2 separate regions of the Homo sapiens genome follow, and region 2 is linked to region 1. A link is a loop called in an ENCODE intact Hi-C map of the cell type or tissue named here. Cell type or tissue: Calu3. All regions are shown on one strand. Each heading gives the region's core, and the rest is flanking DNA. Links, peaks and the distances in the headings are about the cores only.

Evidence for each region. Hi-C counts contacts between places; a loop is a spot of excess contacts. Peaks named below come from ENCODE experiments on the same cell type or tissue, not always from the same donor. Only the 100,000 strongest peaks of a DNase experiment are listed, where the experiment ranks them.
Region 2: it touches region 1 in a loop (2.5-fold over the local background); 5 of 110 quality-filtered maps call a loop at or near these places.

What each region holds. Positions count from the first base shown.
Region 1 is chr3:20,222,200-20,233,591 of GRCh38, reverse strand. No RefSeq gene overlaps it. Among named protein-coding and RNA genes, the nearest start is that of SGO1, 42 kb to the right of the region's middle. In Calu3, for the core only: no CTCF peak of the experiment used is centred there; no DNase peak of the experiment used is centred there.
Region 2 is chr3:20,316,312-20,327,703 of GRCh38, reverse strand. No RefSeq gene overlaps it. Among named protein-coding and RNA genes, the nearest start is that of SGO1, 140 kb to the right of the region's middle. In Calu3, for the core only: no CTCF peak of the experiment used is centred there; a DNase peak (open chromatin) is centred at 4,213.

The sequences.
Region 1 (11,392 bases), core at 2,364-10,363:
GGCCTGTAATATATCTTTAGTGTGTTTAAGATGCCCTTGGGATTCATTTTATCTTTCCTTTTCCACATAGCTATTCTGAATAAAAATACATGTTTCCACAAAACATATGAACCATATTAGATGTGGTCTTGCCCTGTGAACCTAGATAAGAAGTTTACTTAAGGAAAAAAAAAAAAAAAAAAAAAAAAAAAAAGCATGCCTATGCAATACTTTCCTTCGTTCTTTCACCAAGGAAAGTAACTGCAAAGTATGCTCTTTAGTGATTTCAAAAACACTCTGTTATGAACCTCAAATTGCTTTGGATTTGAATTTGGTTCCAAAATATATTCCATAAGTATTGTATTCTGTTACCTGATATTTCTATATCAAATTATCAGTCAAATATAATGTCCAAATCCATTTACAGAAAATTCTGATCTTTGACCCAGAGGCTGCTTTTTCAAATCCCAGGTTGGAAGCATTTAGTTATACAAACCCTGCACTGTGAACTTATAACCATACTACTGCGAAGTGGCCTTTGCTTCTTTTATATGTTTCCACAAAGATTAAAGTTTAAAACTGTGTGGGAGTCCAAGCATTGCTCACATTATTTCAAGTGTAAAGTGCCACAGCTAATTTTATTTGTAATCCAGTTATTTTTAACAGTATTTCTCTTCTTATTCAAAATATATATTTAATATAGATACAACATTTTGATTATTGGACAAAAATAAAATAATGGTGGAATTATTGACTTCAAGGCTAACAATTCTATCTTTCAAGGTCTACAATCCACCCAAGAAAGATAAACTACAAATTCTGCAAAGAAAAAGAGTCTTAAAACTATCTTAATTTCATTTCAGTGTGTCACATCAGTTTTCAATCTTGTTCCAAGTATCTACTAATGCTAAAAGTGTCAATCTTTTCAATCACTCTGCAAATAAATAGAACCATCTTTTTAAAATCTTTATATTGTTTTTAATATTATTTAAAATATTAGGATGCATATAAGGCTTTCTTTTCCTAGCTAAATAAAGAATATTCCTTTGATACTATTTTACAGTAATTTGACAGCTTTTTGCCTTAATCCAAACAATAAGTGCTTATTGAGGGAAGTAATCGACATCAGATTTTTCCCATTAGGTTTCATATAATGAGCCTGGACTGCCTAGACTTCTTATTTTGTAATAGTATCTGCAGCCACCACTTATTACACACCTGCTATTTGTCTGTGTCTTGTAAATATGAAAACATAGACTATTTTCTATAAACATTACAACGACCCCATGATGTAAATATTATTATTGTCTCCAGTTATGGATAAGGAAATCAGGGTCGGAAAAGTGAAGTATTTCCCCAATTGTGCATATCTCATATGAAGCAGAATTGAGATTTAAGCCCAGGATCTCAAGCCAAATCCTTAAATACCATGCTTGTACACTGCCAAGTTAACAAGGTAGGGCCTTTTGTTTGATGTATATTTAGTCTTACAGAAGGTGAGGAAAAAAAGCTTTATTCTAAGGTCATATGTTGCAAAAATAATATTAATCAAGCAGTAAACTACAGGTAGATATTATTGATTTAACAGAAGAAAATTGCTTTTTTTTTTTTTTCTTTTAGGAGTCTCGCTCTGTTGCCCAGGCTGGAGTCCAGTGGGGTGATCTCAGCTCACTGCAGCCTCTGCATCCCAGGTTCAAGCAATTCTCCTTCCTAAGCCTCCAGAGTAGCTGGGATTACAGGCATGGGCCACCACGCCCAGCTAATCTTTGTATTTTTTAGTACAGATGGGGTTTCACCATGTTGGCCAAGCTGGTCTCAAACTCCTGACCTTAAGTGATCCACCTGCCTAGGCCTTCCAAAGAGCTGGGATTACAAGGTGTGAGCCACCATGCCTGGCCTAAAAGAAGATAATTGCTTTTGATGAGCAACTTATCCCTTAATATTGGAAATTACTAAAATATATATTACTAATAATTGGTCAGTGTCTTTCACTTTTATCCTATGTTAATTTATTCTTCATTTAATTCCATTGTTTCCTGATTGTTTTTCAATTTTGTGTTTCATTGTGACCTCTATTTTCTTTTCTTTTTGTACCCGTTAAGTCTACATTAGGTATTCATGGTACAGTGATGTAGAATTTAATTCCAAGTGGAGATAGATCTTTATATGTATTATGATTATGTGCCTCCCTTTCTCTATGTATATACATCCTCTCTAGCTGTATATAAAATTCTTCTTAAGAAACAGAACATTGGTTTATTCAGAACTACATCCTCTACAATTTAAAAGCTTTCAGGAGCCATTTTATATTTGCAGAATATCTCAATTGTTTTGAGTGGCTTTTCAAAACAAGATACTACAGCCAGGATTTTTTTTTTCCAAAAGGCACCTGGAATTAGAGACAGAATTGGCACTCTGTGCTATTAAATCAAAACTCCCCCATCTGTTTCTTAATACCCTTGCAACATGGAGGCCAAAGGTTTAAATAGACAGCCAAATATTTATCCATTGGGCTAAATTTCTACTTACCTTTGAATATGGCACTTTATCACTGCTGTGTTGTACTGTATTAGTCATATAAAGTCATATGTAGCTAAAATACAACTGCATTCACTTTAGAAAATACCTGGAAGTGAAATGCATGGGAGAAATATGCTCGAACACTATAATATGTTGGTTAGATGGCTTTTCTTCAAATGTATTGCAGCATTTGGTCTGTAGTGTGGAAAAGGTGTACAAAAAATAGAAACTGACAGATTTTTAAAAATTCCTTATATAGACATCATAAAAGGGTAACAGACATGGCTTAATTCATTTACTAAGTTTTTGTTTAATTAGTTGATAATATTTAACTATCAAAATGCTTATGTGAAAACCCAGATTTCCAGCATTTTTTTATCGTAAGATCTGATTACCATGAGCTGAGTCTCTGCTGTCCCTTAGTCAGAGGATGGACCTCCAATTTGCTGTTGTCTCCCCTCGCCTGCTTCACTGATTTGTATTACCTTCCTAACTTGTGTTGAAGACGGAATTTGTGGCTCTGTAAGAACTTAATGGACTCTGAAAGATGCCACAGGAAAATTGACTCAATACAGTGAAGTATGGTGAGGCCAGTGACAGATTAACTCATTACTAACAAAACCACAATAAAATGCATTATACGCACTGGTCAGCCGAGCCTTGGACAACTAGATAGATCTAAAGCATCATAATTCATGAAAGCTCTATAATATTAATAACAGATTTGCCCCACCTGAGATTTTTTTCCCCTCAACAAAAGTATCAAAAACAAGATAAATTAAGAAATTTTAGAGAACTTAGGTTTTTAGCATGTCAATAAATATTCGCTGTTTTTCCAAAGGTCTAGAAACCCTTGACTGAAGTGGGCTTTTCCACCTACAACTGGGTCATTTTAATACCTAAGGAAACTGCAAAATGCTTCTATTCTTAGCAGAGTCCTCTGAACCAAAAATGACTGATGGAGCAAATACAGACTCCAAAAGTGTGCCCAAGAAAGGAAAGGAAATCCCTAAATCTAATCCCAAACAGATTACTTCTAAAGAGTTCCTCCAGTAAATAAAAGAAACAATATAAATTGCAACTTTCAAAAAAACTCTCATTTGTTTATTTTTACACCATTTGTGAAGAAATGTTAGTAAGAGGTAACATTCTGGAGTCTTCCACAGTTACAGTCCTGTCTTAAATCTCAATATGATGTACAACTGTCAAGACCAAGATAGAACTTGACCTAATTATGACAGTATCTTTCCATCACAATAGCACTGATTAAGGGCTTAGTTTACGTTTAGACAATTCTCTACCTTTAAATGGCATTTATATTAATTCATCTTATGTTGCTGACAGAAAAGCTCAGTCATAATGTATTGTCAGGTGTTTTTATCTCATGCAAGAGCTTGCTCTCATGAGCAATTAAAATCTAATTAAAGTCATTAATGTTTATTCCTTTGGGAAATATAGTTATTCATAGACATCAGAATCTTTTATGTTTTCCCACCACTATATAATTCATATTTTGTTTCTCACTTCTAAGACTCTTCAGGAGTTATTTTCCTATCACCCTAAAATAGAAATATACCCTTTGGCATTGTTTTCAACATTTGCCAAAGCTATTTGCAGTTAAATTGAATAAAAAATGAATAATGTGTTTATTAGGAGTCTCAGGAGCAGAGATGCAACTTTTCTCATTATGTTATATTAATGTTTCTGCTCAGCTACATGATAGTAATAATTTTATAACATAAATAGTAGATTAAGTTTTGAAAAGTCATAACATCTACAGGAACATACCTGGACCGGAAATTCTTCCACATAGTGGCAATATCCTTTAAATCAACGTAAAAATACAAATATGGTATAAACTTTTAAAATTTAATTTTCCTGGGAAGTGTTTTTATTTTTTAAAACTAGGATGCATTTTTGTATTGATATTATAATATTTCTATGAACACATTCTCCAATATACCTAGAGGGTCCTTAACTAAATAATACATGTATTAGAAAAGAAAGACAACAAAATTTTTTATACTGTTTACCTATCATTGCACAAGTCATATACTCTATTTCAAAGGACAAATAAGCATAAATGTTAATAGACAATAATGATACAACTTTTTGAGCATTTACTGTGCCCGCCACTGGTTTAAATGTTTCATCCACCTCATTAAATCCTCATATCTTATTAGGATTATCCTCTTTTAACAGGGGAAACTGGAGCACAGAAAGATTAAGTAACTTGTCAAAAGTCAATCAGCTAGTAAATGATGGAGCCAGAATACAGTTGACTCTAGTGCCTGGACTTCCACCATCTTTTCCTATGCTATACTGTCTCCTAAATTCAGAGCTTCTCCCTTTTTGAAGTTGTAGTTATTCAAGTGCTATCTATGAGTTCTGAACCTTCCTGACATTCATTGAATGACTGCTTCTGTGACACTATTGCAAAGTAGTTAAAATAAGTATATATTCAGCCACCATGCCTGCCACTTTACAAACTACATGGATCTAGGCTTGTTATTTAAACTCTCTAAGCCTCAGTTTTTCATTCATAAAATGGTACGTACCTCATAGAGCTGTTCAGAAAATTAAACAAAGAATGCAAGTAAAGCACTTCACTAAATGTCTGGCTCATAGAAAGCAATCGATAGATGTTAACTATTACTATGGCTTTAGTGTTCAAGTGCATGCATAAGGTGCTCTTTTAAGGAGTCAAGAGACTTCCAGGAATCATCAAATAAAAACACAATTTCATGTCTGATACAAGGCTGTGTTGCTTTTGTTTTTGTTTTTGTTTGTTTAAACACTAAAACAGGGAGCCTTTCAACAATGTGGATATTATCCATGAAATAAATAATCAATGATCTTACTGCTGGAGTTGCAGATTTTTCTGGTAGATTAAGAATACAAATTAAATAGGGAAGTAGCTATGCCTTTCAAGCTGTTGTTTTAAAAAAAACAGTACTTCTTAATGGTATATAAGAATAATGGTGAATCAGAAATATTTTGTAAGAATTTTGTAAAAATCTGTAAGACAGTCCTAACACTGTCTTTAGTACTCTCTACTAAAAGCCAATAAATGATACTTAGAAAATAAGGTATTGAAATAACATCCCTATGGTTATGTCCTCCTTGTCTATATGGCAAATATTTTTAAGAATATTTTTACCCAAATTTACTATCCTTTCATCTATGAATGTTACTGTTAGTGGTTCCCAAACTTTAAATCACCCTAAAGATGATGACGATTTTAATCAAGTGAGGTACATTATTGATAAAAGGATTTCAAAAAGGTAGAATTACTGTGATACTAAAGAGTTTTAGGTTTCAGGGTCCCTCATTTGCATGGGGTCCTTCCAAGACCCTGGGATGTTGAGTGGGAGATGCATTTGGTTTGAGTTTAATGTGCATTATTTATGTGGCTCACAGTCACTTCCCTGTATAGTTAAGTTATTGCTGGCTTTCCTAGTATAGAAATGGATTCCAAAAATACTCCTAATGCCCACTGTGGTGAGTTATCCAGCATTTTTTTTGCAAAGGTGAGAGACAGAGTCCTATCATGATATGAATATGCCTATGGTAGTCAAAACTGGAATTATGTGAGAAGAAATTAGATTGTGAATGTATGGAACCATAAGTTGATATGTGGAAAATAATTATACAGATGTGTTGGCAGTTATTTAATAAAAATATAATTTCTCTGAATCTTTCACTGTTTGAGGGTTTTGTCCCAGCTTTTTAAACTATTCAATCGGTTACTTTTTTCTAATTTTAAATAAATGTGGACTTTTATGCTTAACTTTGCATTTGTAATTTTGTATCCTTTTACATAAAAGAGCTCAAACCACATAGGCTTTAGTCCCACAAAACCTGGATCTACCTTGACCATAATATGTAATAGAAGACTGATTATCCTATTTCCCCACTTTTCCCAAATAGAATTATCTTAAGGTCAAATAAAATCTTTCTCACTGCAAAAAAAAAAAAGGCTTCTATGAAAAAATAAAAGTATAAGAGAATCAGAACCCAGCCAAATTAGGAATAGGAAATCTTTAAAAATCCTCATTTGGGCACAGTGGCTCAAGGTCTGGCAGAAGGATCACTTGAACCTGGAGGTCAAGGCTACAGTGAGCTGTGATTGCTTCACTGCAGTCCAGCCTGGATGACAGAGTGAAACCCTGTCTCAAAAAAAAAATTAATTTAAATTTATAAAGTTAAAAAAATAAAAAACTCAATTACTGTTCTTCACATGTCAACATAATGATCCATAAATACATTAATTTCAGCATCCATTCACATAGTCAAGGTATGCAATAATTTTATCTGAGCTAACACCTTTTAAGTATGAAAGATATTAATCTAATTTTAAAATTAGTCTTTTTGGAATATGCCTAGTACCTGAGAGAAAAGGTTGGCACAATTTAACCTTGATAAAGGCACAAAACTATACACACCCATGTATAAATACAAATGCAAAAATCTTCAATTTTTCAATTTTAGGAAGACCAAAGTAAGAACGGCTACAATCCAGAATTTTCCAAAAGCGTTAAATTCATTCCAGGGAAGGATTGCCTGAGTCTATGGCAGTCTTCATTTACTGGTCACCCTAAAATTTCATCTAAAAAGTTTTGGTCAATATTTGAATTGATCTAAAATTTCCACCCTGCCCAGGGAATCCCAGAAGCTGGTATTCATCACCAAACACTTGTATAATATCCATTGAGCATTTTGTTCCAGGCATCATAAGCTACCTAAAAGCCCATCTTGATTTTACAGTAATTGACATAGCAAGTGAAATGATACTGGGCTATTAAGTGCCATATGAAATGTGTGAAAACGTCACTGAATCAATAGATGATATATTCATTTAAACTAACTCCTGGGGCAGGGTGGGGGGAAGGCATTGAATTCAGCATGATGAAAAGATTGTAATTTATTAACTGTAATCAGTAAATGCCCATAAGTTTGGCATTTACTCATACTCTGGCACAATAATAAAGAAAACCATAAAACCAGATTCCCCAAAGGCTAAGTACTTCAATATTTGGCAACTGGGGGCAATAGTCTTACATTTTGCCATGAAACCATTTTCTCCAAGAAATCTGCCGAAAGAGGATATTGGAATTACATAGTATTCTAGCTCCACCAAGTGACAGCTTTATATTGTTACTGCATTGCTGCTACTCATCGGCCAACCTCTGAGGGGTACACTAACAAAATTATACATTCTACTTACAACATGCTCATTCAGCCAGCCAGACTTGAGGGGATTTTTTTCCTATTCAATCATGATGCAAAAAAAATTGCATTTGTACTTCTAAAATTCTAGTCTCAGTTTGGCCTTCCTAATATGTATGTTTGAAATCGAAAATCTTATATAATTATTTGCAATTTATTATGTCACATTCCATTCCAAGTTTATGACTACTTTTGTTGAAAAAGTATGGGATACAATTTTACTATTCTACACAGACATTTGCGTTTTAGAAATTAAAGTTTATGTAATTCAAAGTAGTTATCTTTCTTTAAAAATCTACAAAGAAAACAAGTAAGAATCATGGACATTTTTAAAGAACAGTAATTTTCTGGCTCAGAATTCTTGTTTATAAGCTACAGAATAATAGGAGAGCTTTTTTGTCAAATAAAAGGCTACATTTCTTTTAAAAGTAGCATATGTTCATTATTTGAAATAAATAATTAACTTATGACACAGGAATATATTTTTAAAAGAGAACAAAAAATTTAAAATTATTCATAATTTCTTCACCCAAAAGTATCCAATATTATATTCTAGTGGATAATATCAGGTTATTTGCTAAACATATATTTACATATGTATCGGGAGGTACAAAAATAGCATGCTATAATACAAGCTATTTTGTAGTATGCTTCTTTTTTTTTCTTTTTTTGCATTTTCTTTTCTACATGCACAGCTGTGAGCTTTTTTCTTCATGAAGGTTATAATGTATAATATGGTATTACACAGCTGCATAGTATATCAATGTATGAACATATTCTTACTGTATATCCAATGTCCAATTGTTAAACTTTTTTGTTGCTGCCAGTTTTCCTCTATAACAGGCAACTCTGAATATACAATTTTGCATGATATAGTTTTATTAATATCAGATTAAAGTACCTTTAAAGCAAAAAGCATTATTAACAAAAAAGAATTACTACTTCATGTTTAAAAGGGTCATTTCACCAAAATAACAGAAAAATTTTAACTTGTCTACATCTAAAGCATAACTTTAAAAGCAAAAATTGACAGAACCAAATGATGTTGACATTATATAAGGAATTCATACAGAGAGTTTTACGTATATAGGAAATTATATAAGGATTTTTACACTTTTGATTATTGCTAGGTAAGAGTATATTCTTACCCTCAAAATGGTAAGAATGTAGAAAATTTATATATATACTCAATGTTCATTTATTATTTCATAATTTAAATTTTAAAAAGTAAAAGGATATCCTTTTACCAAACTACAAAAATAAATGGATTGAGAATGAACCTTCTCAGCTGACTAGAAAATTGCACACATTCTACCTCCTAAATCATGTGAAGAAATGAAGAGTTCTCAAGAAACTTAAAGCTAGGAGACTGAAATTGATAAGCACTAGTGAATAGCAGCAGGGACCATATTTTCTGAACCATCCATTATGGGTGCCCCAGATGAGTCCCCACTAAGTAATGGTGTGTATTCCAAATGTTTTAAGTCAATTTTTTGGAACTCAGGATACATTATTCTCATAGAAATAATGTTGCAGACAATGTATTAATAGAATAGCCCACACAAGTCCACTTAACTCATACTATAGATGAATTATATTGTTAACTAACAGGCCCACAGAACCCAACCATCATCAACAGTATTGTTTCTCAGGGAAAATTAATACCAACTTCACCCCAAACAGCATAGTGCTTGTTTCCCCTAATGTAGCTCTAGGAATGAGAAGGTAAACTTTCCCCCACATGCTAACCAAAGCCACAGGGCTGGAATTCCAGTGACTCTAGAGGTTCTTGGAAGGAAATTTAGGAAATAAAAAAGCATCCCACAGTTCTAGCCCTCCCTCACCCACTACCCCAACCAAATCTGCCCAGCTAGACAGTCTCAGACACAACCAATGATAGTGAAGAAGAGTCCTGAGCACACCCAGAAGCTGCAATATCAGAACTTTTCATCCATTCCCAGTATGCTTTGTGAAGAGAGCCTATGGCAACCAGGCCTAGAAATGACTGCTCTGGTCAAGGTTCTTGTCTAAGGTAAGTATTTGAGTTCAGTATTCAATCAAGGGCCGTCTGAACTGTAGCAAATAAATATTACCAATAGGAGATTGGGGGATAGTAAGACATTCCCTTACCTGAAGCAGCAGAGACCAAGAACACATTATTGGGCCAGGGAGGCCCATCGGCCTGTCATTCACAGCACAGGATTGTGGGTAAATGGACTTTCTCTAGATACTCTATAACACCCTTGGGAGACAAGTGGGTGACAGGTACAATCCCTCCATTTTTCACCAAGCGTAAATGAAGCCCAGAAAGTGTAGGTGGCAGAGTTCCAGAAAGCTTTTCAAAAAGTAAGAAGCTAACCTTCCAAAGCCGGCCACTTTTCTTTCTAGGTGAAAAGTCTTGCATCAAGTACAAGTATTTCATGTTAAGACTTGCTAAAAAGTCTTTAGGGATTTGTTGATAAAGCATTGCTCAGGTCTCAGGGGGAATAAAATAGCAAATTATAACAGGGACATTTTGCAAATGTTTCAACTCTCAGCATAGCTAATTATGCTTCCTAGGGCTTTTCCTAGAATTTTCTTGACTATTTGAATTAGTGATAAATTACTTGAATATTTCTTCTGATTACACATGAAATCAAACTTTCTTACTTCTAGAGTTTTTCTCCCTCTACTTCTTTCCTAATTATCTGGACTAATCAGAAAGAACACTGATATCTACTCTGATTTCTAAGAAATATGTGATATATAATTTTTATCCACACGTCAGACTTACCAAATTCATCTTCCAACTCTAGGAAAGATAGTTTTGTGATCTACTTTATGTTCAAATTATCTTTATAAATTATATTTTATTATGTAAGTCCATCTTTTCATCCCAAGTAGGACTTCTCAGAAATCTCCTTGGACTGAAAGAAGTAATAGTTATTGAAATACAGTATTTCAAAAAAAGATGACAAATACACAACATAGAAAAGAGAAAGAGAAAAAAACTGGCAGAATAATAACAATAGAGGTCTCTTACTCTCGTTATTTAAGCCATAGAAATTCTAGTTACACTTTCATCTGGCATCCCAATTGAAGTTCTTTAAGGCATTCAGCATGTCAACCTTCTCAGGATGTTTCTTCATCCTAAGGAAAAGAGTAACGTGCACTTCAGAAGTGTTCACTTTTTAAAAATTCATTTCTGAAAATAGATGCTAGCCTTCTCTGACTTCGTTTGTAGTCAAGTATAAGGTCCTTAACGCTCACTGTCTCCTGGGATAATTAGCTAGACAAGTAATTTAAAGTAACACAAATGCCAAAGAAGAACAATAAGAAAACTGGCCATTTTTGCTGGGTGAGTTATGGCTCCTAATGTCTCTGCTGTCATTTGGAATGTGTGAACCATGCTGGTAAATAAATGAAAAAGCCATAGGTGGCCACACAATCACAATGGTCAGGGGCAGGACAATGAATAAGGGAGAATAAGCTGGATCAGGGAACAAAGAAAGGGACTAGAGGCAAAATGAACTTCTTTCTTTCCATTAATCACAAGACTTTGTGCCTCTTTCTTCTCTATGACATACAATTTCCCCCTAAATCTGAGACTGATATCTAAGAATAAAAAGTGCATTTTAGTCTGGAGTTATTTTGCCACCAACCAGAGGACCAGTCACCCACAGAA
Region 2 (11,392 bases), core at 1,081-9,080, 95 kb before region 1:
TGGAGGTTCTGTACATGACCTTGTCCTGGGTAAACAAGGGGTTCATCTCTGAGTCTTATCTAAGTCACCTGGGGAAAGGTAGTTGTGATACTGTGAAACACAATCATCCTCTGTCTAATGACATTTTGGTGATGAACTGCATATTTAATGGTGGTCCCATAAGACTGTAATAAAGCAAAAATTTCCTGTTGCCTAGTGATATCATAGCTGTCATAAAATGATAGCACAACACACTCCTCACATATTTGTAGTGATACTGGTGTAAACAAATCTGTGCTGCCAGTCATATAAAAGTCTAGTGCATACAATTATGTACAGTAATTAATAATAAGTGACTATGTTACTGGTTTATGTATTTGCTACAGTATACTTTTTATTGTTATCTTACAGTATACTCCTTCTACTTATGGTTTTTAAAAAGTTAGATGTAAAACAGCCTCAAGCAGGTCCTTCAGGAGGTATTACAGAAGAAGGCACTGTTATCATAGGAAATGACAGCTCCATATATGCTATTATACCAAAAGACCTTCCAGTGAGACAAGGTGTGGAGGTGGAAGACAGTGATATTGGTGATCCTGACCCTGTGTAGGCCTAGGATAGTGTGTATGTTTATGGCTTAGTTTCTAACAAAAAATGTTAAAAAGTTTTCTAAAAATTAAAAAATTTAAAAAAAGCTTATAGAATACAAATATAAAGAAAAATTTCTGTACAGCTGTACAATGTATTTGTGTTTTAAGCTAAGTGTTATAACAAAAGAAACAAAAAGTTTTTTAAAAACTTAAAAGTTTATAAAGTAAAAATGTTTCAGAAAGCTAAGTTTAATATTAAAAAAGAAAATTTTAAAAAATACATTTAGTGTAGCCTAAGTGGACAGTGTTTATAAAGTCCACAGTAGTGTACAGTAATGTCCTAGGCCTTCACATTCACTCACCACTCCCTCACTGACTCACTCAGAATAACTTCCAGTCCTGCAAGCTTCATTCATAGTAAATGCCCTAGACAAGTGTACCATTTTTTGTATCTTCTACAGCATATTTTTACTGTACCTTTTCTATGTTGAGATATATTTAGATACACAAATACTTATCATCGTGTTAAAGTTGCCTGTAGAATTTAGTATAGTAACATGCTATACAGGTTTGTAGCCTAGGAGCAATAGTCCATACCATAGAACCTAGCTGTGAAGTAGGCTATACCATTGAGGTTTGTGTGAGTACACTCTATGATGTTTGCACAATGAAGAATCACCTAACAACACATTTCTCGGAATGTATCCCCATCCTTAAGGAACACATGACTGTATGTATTTTTTCTTTGTCCAGTTTCCTGACTTATAGAACCTAAAACTCTTGGAATCTTCAGTGTCATAAGAGTATGTTGTGTATGTTAATGAGATGATTGGTAGCTGGGGCTTCCTAGATAGCCTCAGAAGGGAGGCTGGTCACTAGATAGACCAAGGTATAATTAGAGGGTTGGGGCTTTCAGTGCATGCTCCCCCAAACCTAGGGTGGAAGGACTGGGTAGAGGGGCTGAAGTTTAAGTTGATAATAGCATAGATTTCATAGTGTGGTCTTTGGAGAACTAAGCAGCCCAAATCTAAAACACATTAGACTCTTAACACGATGCTGGTACAATGCTAAATAGATGAGAAATATCACTGTTTCCATTATTCATTGATGCTTCTATAGCCAAAATATCTTTCTTATACCAGGCTTTTTTTGGCTTTTCTTAATTAACTACAGAGATCATCTTTGCCCATTAACCCATTATCCAAGATAAATTCAGTTATGGTTTGCATGTTTATCCCCTCCAAAACTCATGTTAAAATTTAGTTGCCATTGTAATAGTATTAAAAAGTGAGACCTTTAAGAAGTGTGTAGGTCATAAAGGCTCCGCCCTTACAAATGGACTAATGTCATCATCATGGAAATGAGTTCATTATTACAGGAGTAGTTTCATCCTCCACTTGCTGTTTCTCACCCACTTTGCCCTTTGGCCATGTAATGCCTTCTGCCACATTAGGACACAGCAAGTAGGCCCTCACCAGATGCCAGCACCTTGATATTGGACTTCCCAGCCTCCAGAACTGTGAACCAATAAATTTATGTTCTTTATTAATTACCCAGTCTGCAGTATTCTCTTACAGCAGCACAAAACAGACTAAGACAGAAAATTGGTGCAGGAGAAGTGGGCTGTTGCTTTAACAAATACCTGAAAATGTGTTAAGCAACTTTGGAACTAGGTAATAGGCAGAGGCTGGAAGAATTTGGAGGAGCAGGCTAGAAAAAGCCTATTTTGTCATAAACAGAGCTTTAAGTATCATTCTAGTGAGGGCTCAGAAGAAAACAGGCAATGTAGGGAAAGTCTGAAACTTCTTAGACATTACTAAGTCATTGTGACCAGGAAGCTGGCCAAAGTATGAATGGTAAAGGCAATTCTGATAAGGTCTCACACAAAAATGAGGAACAGAAACAAGGTATTGGAAACTGGAGTACAGGCCATTCTTGTTAAAAAAAAAAAAAAATAGCCAAGAACTTGGCTGAATTGTTCATGCCCAAGGGCTTTATGGAAAGCAGAACTTTAGAGCAATGAACTAGGATATCTGGCAGAAGAAATTTCTGAGCAAAATATTGAAAGTGCTGCATGGCTTCTTTTAATTATATACAGTGAAATGAGAGAAAAGAGAAAGTATTTAAAGATGGAATTTATAATTAAAAGGGAAACAGAATATAAATATTTGAAAAATTTGTAGCCTGTCCACAAAAAGAATGTAAAGCATGCAATGGTGTGGCCAAGCAACCTTTCGATGAGGGGATTAGTATAACTGGAGAGAAGCCAGATGTCATTCATCAAGACAATGGGAGAATAACCTCAAAGGTATTGTGGAGATCTTCAAGGCTGCTCCTCTCATAATGGGCCTAGAGCTCCAAAAGGGCAGAATGGTTTCAGGATATGGCTGAGGGCACCTTCTACTGACCAGGGCCACCTTGCTCTCTGCATTTCAGCACAGTGCTCCTCAGCCACCCCAGCTGTGGCCCAAGTAGACCTGTGTGCAGCTCAGAAAATGGACTAAGACAAACTTTGTTAATAATTTCTTTCTTTTATCTCTGCTTATATGAATAAAATGCACAAACCCAAATGTCTAAAAATAGAAGAATAAAGAACCAAGTTGTGGTCATCCACCAAATGGTGCAAGGATGACAGTCAAGGCAGCCTAAATGTGTTGTCTATGAAGAGTTTTAATAATGTAGAAATATATCAGAATATATTAATTTTAAAAAATATAGAATTTTATAGCCAAATAAATAAGATAGATGATTGATAGACTGATTTATATATGAAAAATAACAAACACAACTCTTGCTTTATCATTAGACATTGTGCATCCTCTCTCTTTTCTGTATAATATGTTCTGAGCATCTCCCCATTTGCACAAATAGTCCTTGAGAATATACACTCTTAAAATTATAGCATAAGATATATTCCTTTCTATGTTATTTTTCTATTAACCTCTGACTCTCTCATTAAGAATTATGTGGCAGAGGATGGAACATTAAATTGGCAAGCTCATGCAGCAAGGCCTCAAATAAATCTTCATTTGAGACAAAGAAGAGTTCAAACCACAAATGCCATGGTCAAAAGAGGACTAGATGAGAGATCTAATAGAGAGAAAATTGGTTACTGGAAATAGGAGGGAAACATTTATATTATAGTCTGGGGTTTGGAACGAGCCAATTTGAAGGAATTGAGACCATTTTCCCACCCCAAATGGGAACTAGAAAACCAGAGTTGCCCTTCTCCCATCCCTTCTGTTCAAGAATCAATGTTACATTAGTTCCCTGAATACCCATATTTCCCCATGCTGCTTTGGTTTTGCATAAGCTGTTCTTCTGCCTTGGATACCCTCCTCCACTTGTCCACCTGGCAGACGCCTCCTTATCATTAAGTGTCACTTGAAAGCTATCTTTTGCATGAGGCTTTCCCTGATTCCCCCAGAGACAATTAGGTTTTCATTTCCCCGGGCTTTGTAGGGACCTTTGTTACAGCCATTGTTAGCCCAAGCTGCGCCATTTTGTCAACCTCCCACCGTTTTGTACACCCTGGCCAGAGTGGAAATTTCCCAGCAGTGGGAAACACATTGTCGGGCAGGTCTCAGGCCCAACTGCCTGGCCATAGGAAATTCTTCCCTTATCAGCAGCTAACCACACCGCCCATCCCATTTTGCAACAATTCCACCTCTCCCAGCTAGACCTGTAACTGCCCCAGTCTGTAAAAGGAGCTCGAGCTCCAGCCACATAGCTGGTGTCCCCCTCCACAGGTTTCTTCGTCCAATAAACCTGTGTTGCTTTTGACCTGCATCCCCTTGTTTCTGTCTCTTTTCTCCATCCTAACAGCCATCATTTTATTGTAACATAACCATTTGCATGTTGGTCTCCTCTAGTAGACAGTAAATGCCTCAAAAATAAGGTTTACATCTCTTTATGTCCTGTACTTAGCATATTATAGATACTGAATGATTAATGAGTAAATAAATGGACAAATAAATGAAATTGTGTAATGAGATGAAGTAGAATTCATTCACTTACTTGGGACCAAAAATAAAGTCCTGAGGCCACAGCAGTTTGAACTGCCTAACTCCTAAAAATTACCAATATTCTCATTTTACAAATAAAGAAACTGGAATTCTAGAAAAATTAGGAAACTTACTCCAGAAAGTAAATTTCAAAAAACAAATACAAATAATTCTCCATTACATGAAAAGGTAAATGCAAATTAAAACCATTTTTTATCTATTAGACTGGCAGATATAGTTTTTATAATAAGCTTTTTTGGTATGGTATAATAGGCACTTTTATATATTGTTGGTAGAAGTGTACATTGGAATCACCACCAATTTGACACTATAGTGGAAATTTGTATCAAGATTACAAATATATGTAACACTTGGACCAGAAAATCCACTTTTAGAAATTTATCCTACAAAAACTCCTATACTAGTTTGAAAGGTTATATGAATAAGAATATTCATTCCTTCATAGTTTGTAGTAGCAAAAGGTTGGAGAAATCTCTGTTGTCTATCATCAGGCTAAACATATTATAATATATCTAGAGCAGTGGTTCTCAAAGTATGGTCCTCAGACTAACAGCATCAGCATCTCCCGGGAATTTATCAGAAATGCAAATTCTCACACTTGAGGGTAGAGCTCAGCAATCTGTATTTTAACAAGCCCTCTATGTAACTTTGATATATATTAAAATTTGAAAAACATTCACCTATAAAATGAAGTACCATGAAGCTAGGTAAAAAAGAGGAAGCTGTCTATGTGCTGCTAAGGCAAGATCACCATTACACAGCACTTTGTTAGGTGAAGAAACTGCAAAAGAGTGTCTGTAATATGTTACCTTTTTGTAAAAGAAAGAAGGAAAGAAGCCATATTTTAATTGGCTTTTAAATAAATTTTTTAAACTGAAAATCTGGACGCAAGAAATTAAGAAGAATCATTATGTATGACTGCAGTGTCTTGGCAGAGGGGTAACAAGAAATAGGAGAGAGACTTGTAACTATGAACTTTATTTTATACTTTGTGAGTTTTTTTTGTTTTTGTTTTTTGTTTTTTTTTAGACAGAGTCTCTCTCTGTTGCCCAGGCTGGAGTGCAGTGGCGCCACTTTAGCTCACTACAACCTCCACCTCCTGGGCTCAAGAGATTCTCGTGCCTCAGCCTCCTGAATAGCTGGGACTACAGGCACGCACCACCATGCCCAGCTGAGTTTTGTAACTTTAGTAGCGATGCCGGGCGGGGGCGGTTGACCATGTTGGCTGGCTGGTCTCAAACTGCTGACCTCAAGTGATCCACCCGTCTCAGCCTCCCAAAGTGCTGAGATTACAGGCATGAACCACTACACCTGGCCTTGCTTTGTGATTTTTGAACCACATGAATATATTAACTCCTTGATTGACAGATAGATTATAGATAGATGGATAGATAGATAGACAGGTAGGTGACAGATAGACAGACAGACTTGTTTTAATTATGTATATCTCCAAAGTGTAGTGAAAGAGAATTACTAACTGAGCTAACTCCTTCCTACTGCATTTTTCTTATCAAGACCCTGCAGAATTATAAACAGTTCTGTTTTTTTTTTCTTTTTTAAGAGTTACTGATGATCTGTAATAAAATCAGGTAGATAACACACAGACAGACAGACACTCAGATGCATGTAAACACACACTTAAGGAAGGACTGGCTGCCTTGTTAACAAGATAACTAATTTTCCAATTGCTTATTTCCAAATTTAAGACATTTCTTACCCATGTGCAGGAGTTTATCCAATTGCAGAAAGGCGTATCTACTCACAAATTGTCTGTCTAAATTGGAGCAACCAGACAGATCTAAACATAAAGGCTATTAATAATGCAAATACCAGGTCACACTGATTGAAGATAATTAAATTAAATTAAACAGCACACCTACTATACGGCTTGTAATCCTAGAATCTGAGCGAAGTCCAACAATTTAGATAGTTTCAAACATGCACAACCCATTGATACCAAGAAATGTTTTGTGGTGGTCACATTAGATGTCTATGTGAGTATATTGCTGTTAATTTGATGTGTGAACCTTAATAGTTACTTAAAAAATCCAATTGTCCTTTCTATAAAAAAAGAAAAACTAGCGTAACCCTCATCTTCTCCCTGGAATGTGATAGGAATTAATTAGGGATTTTTTAAATTTAGTAATATTTTTAGCTTTTCAATTCCATACATTATGCAAAAAGCAAATAGCCTTGTCATAAATGTCTTATTATTCTGTCCTATTTTCAGTGTAGTGACACTCGGACAGAGTTAAATCCCAAGATCACTTCCTGCTGCCAAACTTCAAAATGGAATCCACAGCAATGACCTCACCTAAATCTCCAGAAGGACTGGAAAATTACAACTCCAGGTGGCTGTTTCTGGCTTACGTCCTCAGGAGACCTTTATAGGCCCTGTGCTGTAGAACATGAGCCCCACACTAGGTGTATTTACCGTGCTATTTGCTTTGATCTGAATTTCCTCTGATAAGTACCTTTGAAGTCCACATATTTTTCTGAGTCTGCTGCCCTGCAGATGCCCAAAATGAGCCATGAGAACTATTAAACTGTGTCTTGACCTTCTGTGGAAGCTCAAATGAACCATCAGTAATAGGATATAAGAGAACCAAGAGAGACCATAGCCAGTGATAGGTACAATTGCTATCACTGTACTTCTTACCTATTTCAGAGACAGGCTATAAAGATTTCAGAAAATGTTAGCCAAGTGCTTTGAGTCCTGGAGAAAAAATATTAGTGGAATTATTTGAGACAAAGAAGGGAAAAGAGAGTTTCTTTTTTAAAAGGTAGAAGAACAAAGGGAACAACAGAAATTCAATTCAATAAATAGTTATCAAGTGCCTGCCAAGTACTAGGCCCTGGACTCAGAACCGAGATGTGTGAGTACTTACAGGACAGTGCTCTGGAAGACGAATGGGAAGAGACATTTAATAACAACAAGGTAGATTAAAATAAATTTCATGAGAGATGAATTTTTTGTTCATTTGTTTTCATTTCCAGCAACAAGCACTGAATTTCACACAGAGGGTATACTCACAACACTGAAGATATGAATGAACAAATTACTGGATACAGAACACTGGGAAAAAAGCTTGTTTCTAGCCTCTTGTCTCTTAGTCTGCTTTCCTTTATGCACATTCCCCAGCTTGTGACTTTAAAACTCTATTCATCACCTAAGTATTATATGCCTTTCAGAAGCACCATTTGTAGGGTTTAAAGTTTATTAGTAGCAACTTTTCTTACCACTTGGCTGCCATCATCATAGGGGGCAGTTTGGAAGCTATACTGAAATAACACAGACTGCATGTTAGGAGTAAGGAAGAAACTGATTCATCCTGTTTTGCTCAGGACTTTCCCCAATTTAATAGAGGAAGTCCTGCTTTCTGAGAAATTTCTTAGTGCCAGGCAAACTTGGATGGCTGGTCACCATAATTAGGGACTTCCTATGAACTTTTCTTCAAGTATTATCTCTGTATTTTAGTGTCAGAAAATTGAAAATGTTAGACTGCAACTTTCTGGAATACAGGTTAGCAATTTCCCTTTTACAACAATTGAAGCTCTTCCCATCTCTTACTTTCCTCTAAAATATTCACACTTTTTTAAAGTTATCTGACTCCTATTGCTCCTACCCGCAAGAATCTTTACTTGTTTCAGAAAGTTTTAGAGCTAAAATGCACATAGAATTAGCTAAACTAGTCCTCTTTTTACTGTTGAGAAAACTTGAGTTCCCATGAGACAATTGGCCAAAGTCATACAGCTCTTTAGTCAGCAGAACAAGGCAAGTGCTCTAGTCTCCCAGTTTCCAGGTTAGTAATGTTCCTCTTACACTGAGCTTTTAAAAATTAGTCTATCTCCAATAGGTTAAAAATTATATTTTATGTTCCATAAACCCAGACTTATACATGTCGTTTCCCCCTTCACTGTATTTGACAATTCCTAATAAAATCCGTCACAGTGCTTTGGATATCAGTTTATAATTTGATCAACAGTAGTCTAGTTTTAAGTGCAGTATTCGGCTAATGAAAAAATAACACAACCTCTTTTATTCATGATTACAAAAGTCCTTTAACTCTTCAATGAAAAAAAATGTTTAAGAATACTTTTCTATTTCATTGGTTATAAAACTCTTTTCTTCTACTTACCAGAGCCCATTACTGCCTACTGGAGTCCATGATCTAATAATGTCAAGAGTAACTCACAGTATTTATCAGTTTAACAATGTCCTTTAATCTCTACAATAACCCTGTCAGGCAGTATAGTGGATGAGTTGTCCCCTGAAGAGTTTGGTTAAAAAAAAAAAAGAGAAAAAAGAAAAAAAACCCTTTCCCTCTGAGAGTTGCACTGCAAAATCAATACAATGCATAGTGATAGAGACATGCAAAGTTGATTTATAAGTCAGTTGAATCCCAGACACGCATAAGACAAGTTTGAAGATATTTGCCAATACCTCAGTCATTATAATGACTTTATAATAAATAATTACTTTATAAAAAAAATCACTGGACAAGTCAGAGAAGCTGATGCCTATTCAAGGGAGAGGAATATTCCTGTAATAGAAAACGATACATCAGGCTACCCTTACCCTGGTGCTCCAAAATTCAACCACATAACTAATTATCTTTATTTGGATCCTATTCTCACTTAATAACTTTCTGACTTTGAACTTCCAAAATTCCTTGCCTTCAAAGACAGTATGGCCTAGCCAAAGAATAGCACTGTTCATGCTCAGTGACTTTCACATTTATCATTCTAAAGTAATAAACTTTTATGCTGATTTATAGGTCAATCTTTACAAATTTGGTTACAAGCCTTGTCTTGAAAGAAGATGCCACTCTGAGAATACAGAAAACCCTAGTCGCCATAGGTTATGGCAAATGCCCCATGGTAACACCTCCTCCGGAGGCCCCTTGACAGCCAGCCAGTTCACCTCTCCTTGTGACTCACTGTCCCTGGCTTTGTATCTTCCACAAAAATGTCACCTAATAATGTTATCCTCATTTTATATATGAGAGAATTAAATCTGCAAGCTAAGTGCCTTGGCCATGGTTGCTTAGTATAATTATGGTCTGGAACTCAGACCTTTAACTCCAATTTTAGTAAATTTTCCTATCCTGACTTTGTGGCAGATACCTCGGTGTTTCATAGCACATCACCCTGGACACCTTGAATTTCAGCCTTAGCAAAAATCCACATGAGCTCAGACTACCCTCAGGTTGAGGGCATCAAGGGCATGTCACCCATCTTTCTGCTTTCTGCCAAAAGGCCTTTTCTGATGCAATGCCATAGAAGCCTGCTCAGACCAAGGACAAGCATAGTTCAAAGGTTGCTCTCAGAGATAGCCTTCAACCTACGGGGAAATGAGGGGGGCCAGATAAATGTCTCTGACTCGTATCCTACAGGTGGATGCTTCTGCAAAGTATGCTTCTCAGAAGACCCCAGGAGAATCAAGTCTTTGTTTCACTCCCTTACATTGGGTTTTCCTCCATCCTTGTCTAACTCTTCTCATACCCTCACTACTGCTTTCTGGGATCCTCCCCAAATAAATTATAAGCACCCAAATTCATTTCTCAAGCTTTACATTGAGGTGAACCCAAACTAAGACAGAAACCTTTACTCTTGAGAGTGAGCTAAGACAGACCTTCTTTCTCTGACATCCAGGAAGCTCCTCTCTCACTGCTGTCCCATGAAGACCTACAGAAAGCCCATCCTCGGGGCTTCACAAGAGCCGCAGTTTGGGCCAGGCTTTAGGGCCCATGTGATGACTTAGTAAATCATATCCAGGGAAGAACTCTAACTCAGGGACCCAGAAGGGTCCTAGAAGCTGACAGGGATATTACATTCTCTCTATGTCTAGAAGAGCACAACAGACTCTTCATCTTGTGAGTTTCTACAACTACCAACAGTCAGAAAGCTCCAATTATCTATTGATACATAATACACTACTCAAAGTGATGGCTTAAAATGATGCCAATATTTATTTTGCTCACTGCATTATAGATTTATAAATGCTGTCTTAGCCCAGTTTTGAGGCTCAGGCTACAGGCTGGTCAGTTCCCCTTCTTGAGCAGTCAATTATATCCATCTTCAAGCATCTCCCTTATTAGGCTCTCTCGTTCTGGGCCACTGTACACCCATCCTAACCACCTCAGAACCACATACCAGAAAACTGAGGACAGTCTTTATGCCTCAGAGGCCCCTGATTCCTCAATTCAATCAGCCCACTTATTCCTAATATTCAACTGGCCTATCCAAAGCCTACTTGCCCTATCTCACCTTTTTTTCTCCCACAGAAACCCCACAGTGCAATAAAAGCACTTTCCCAGAGTTCCCCTCTCTCTCTGTGCACCACCAATCCCAGTGCTTCTGCTGCTGAGTGGCCCTGCATGGCATACTGTGTTCTCAGGGAACAATGAATGTAACAAAATTGTAAAACTCTTTCCAGCTTCTCTTTCTTGATCTCTGCCTGGCCTCACCATACCTCACCTAAGGTAAAATGGTTAAAACACAGAACAATCCTGCAATTTTGGCAGGGCTTGATAGTGCCATCTTGTCTCTGCTCCAAATGGCCCCAGCTGGAGTGGCTCAAAGGCTGGATAATAGAACCATTTAAAGGCTCACTTACTCATTCACATGCCAGGCAGTTGATGCTGGCTCTCAGCTGAGACCTTAGCTGGAGACGTGGCTGGAAATACCAACATGTGATCTTGCCATGTGACTGCTAAATTTGAGAGAATTAAATGCCTTAGGCAAAGTCACTCAGTAAATATAATTCTGGACATGAACACAGGCTGGGTTCCAAAG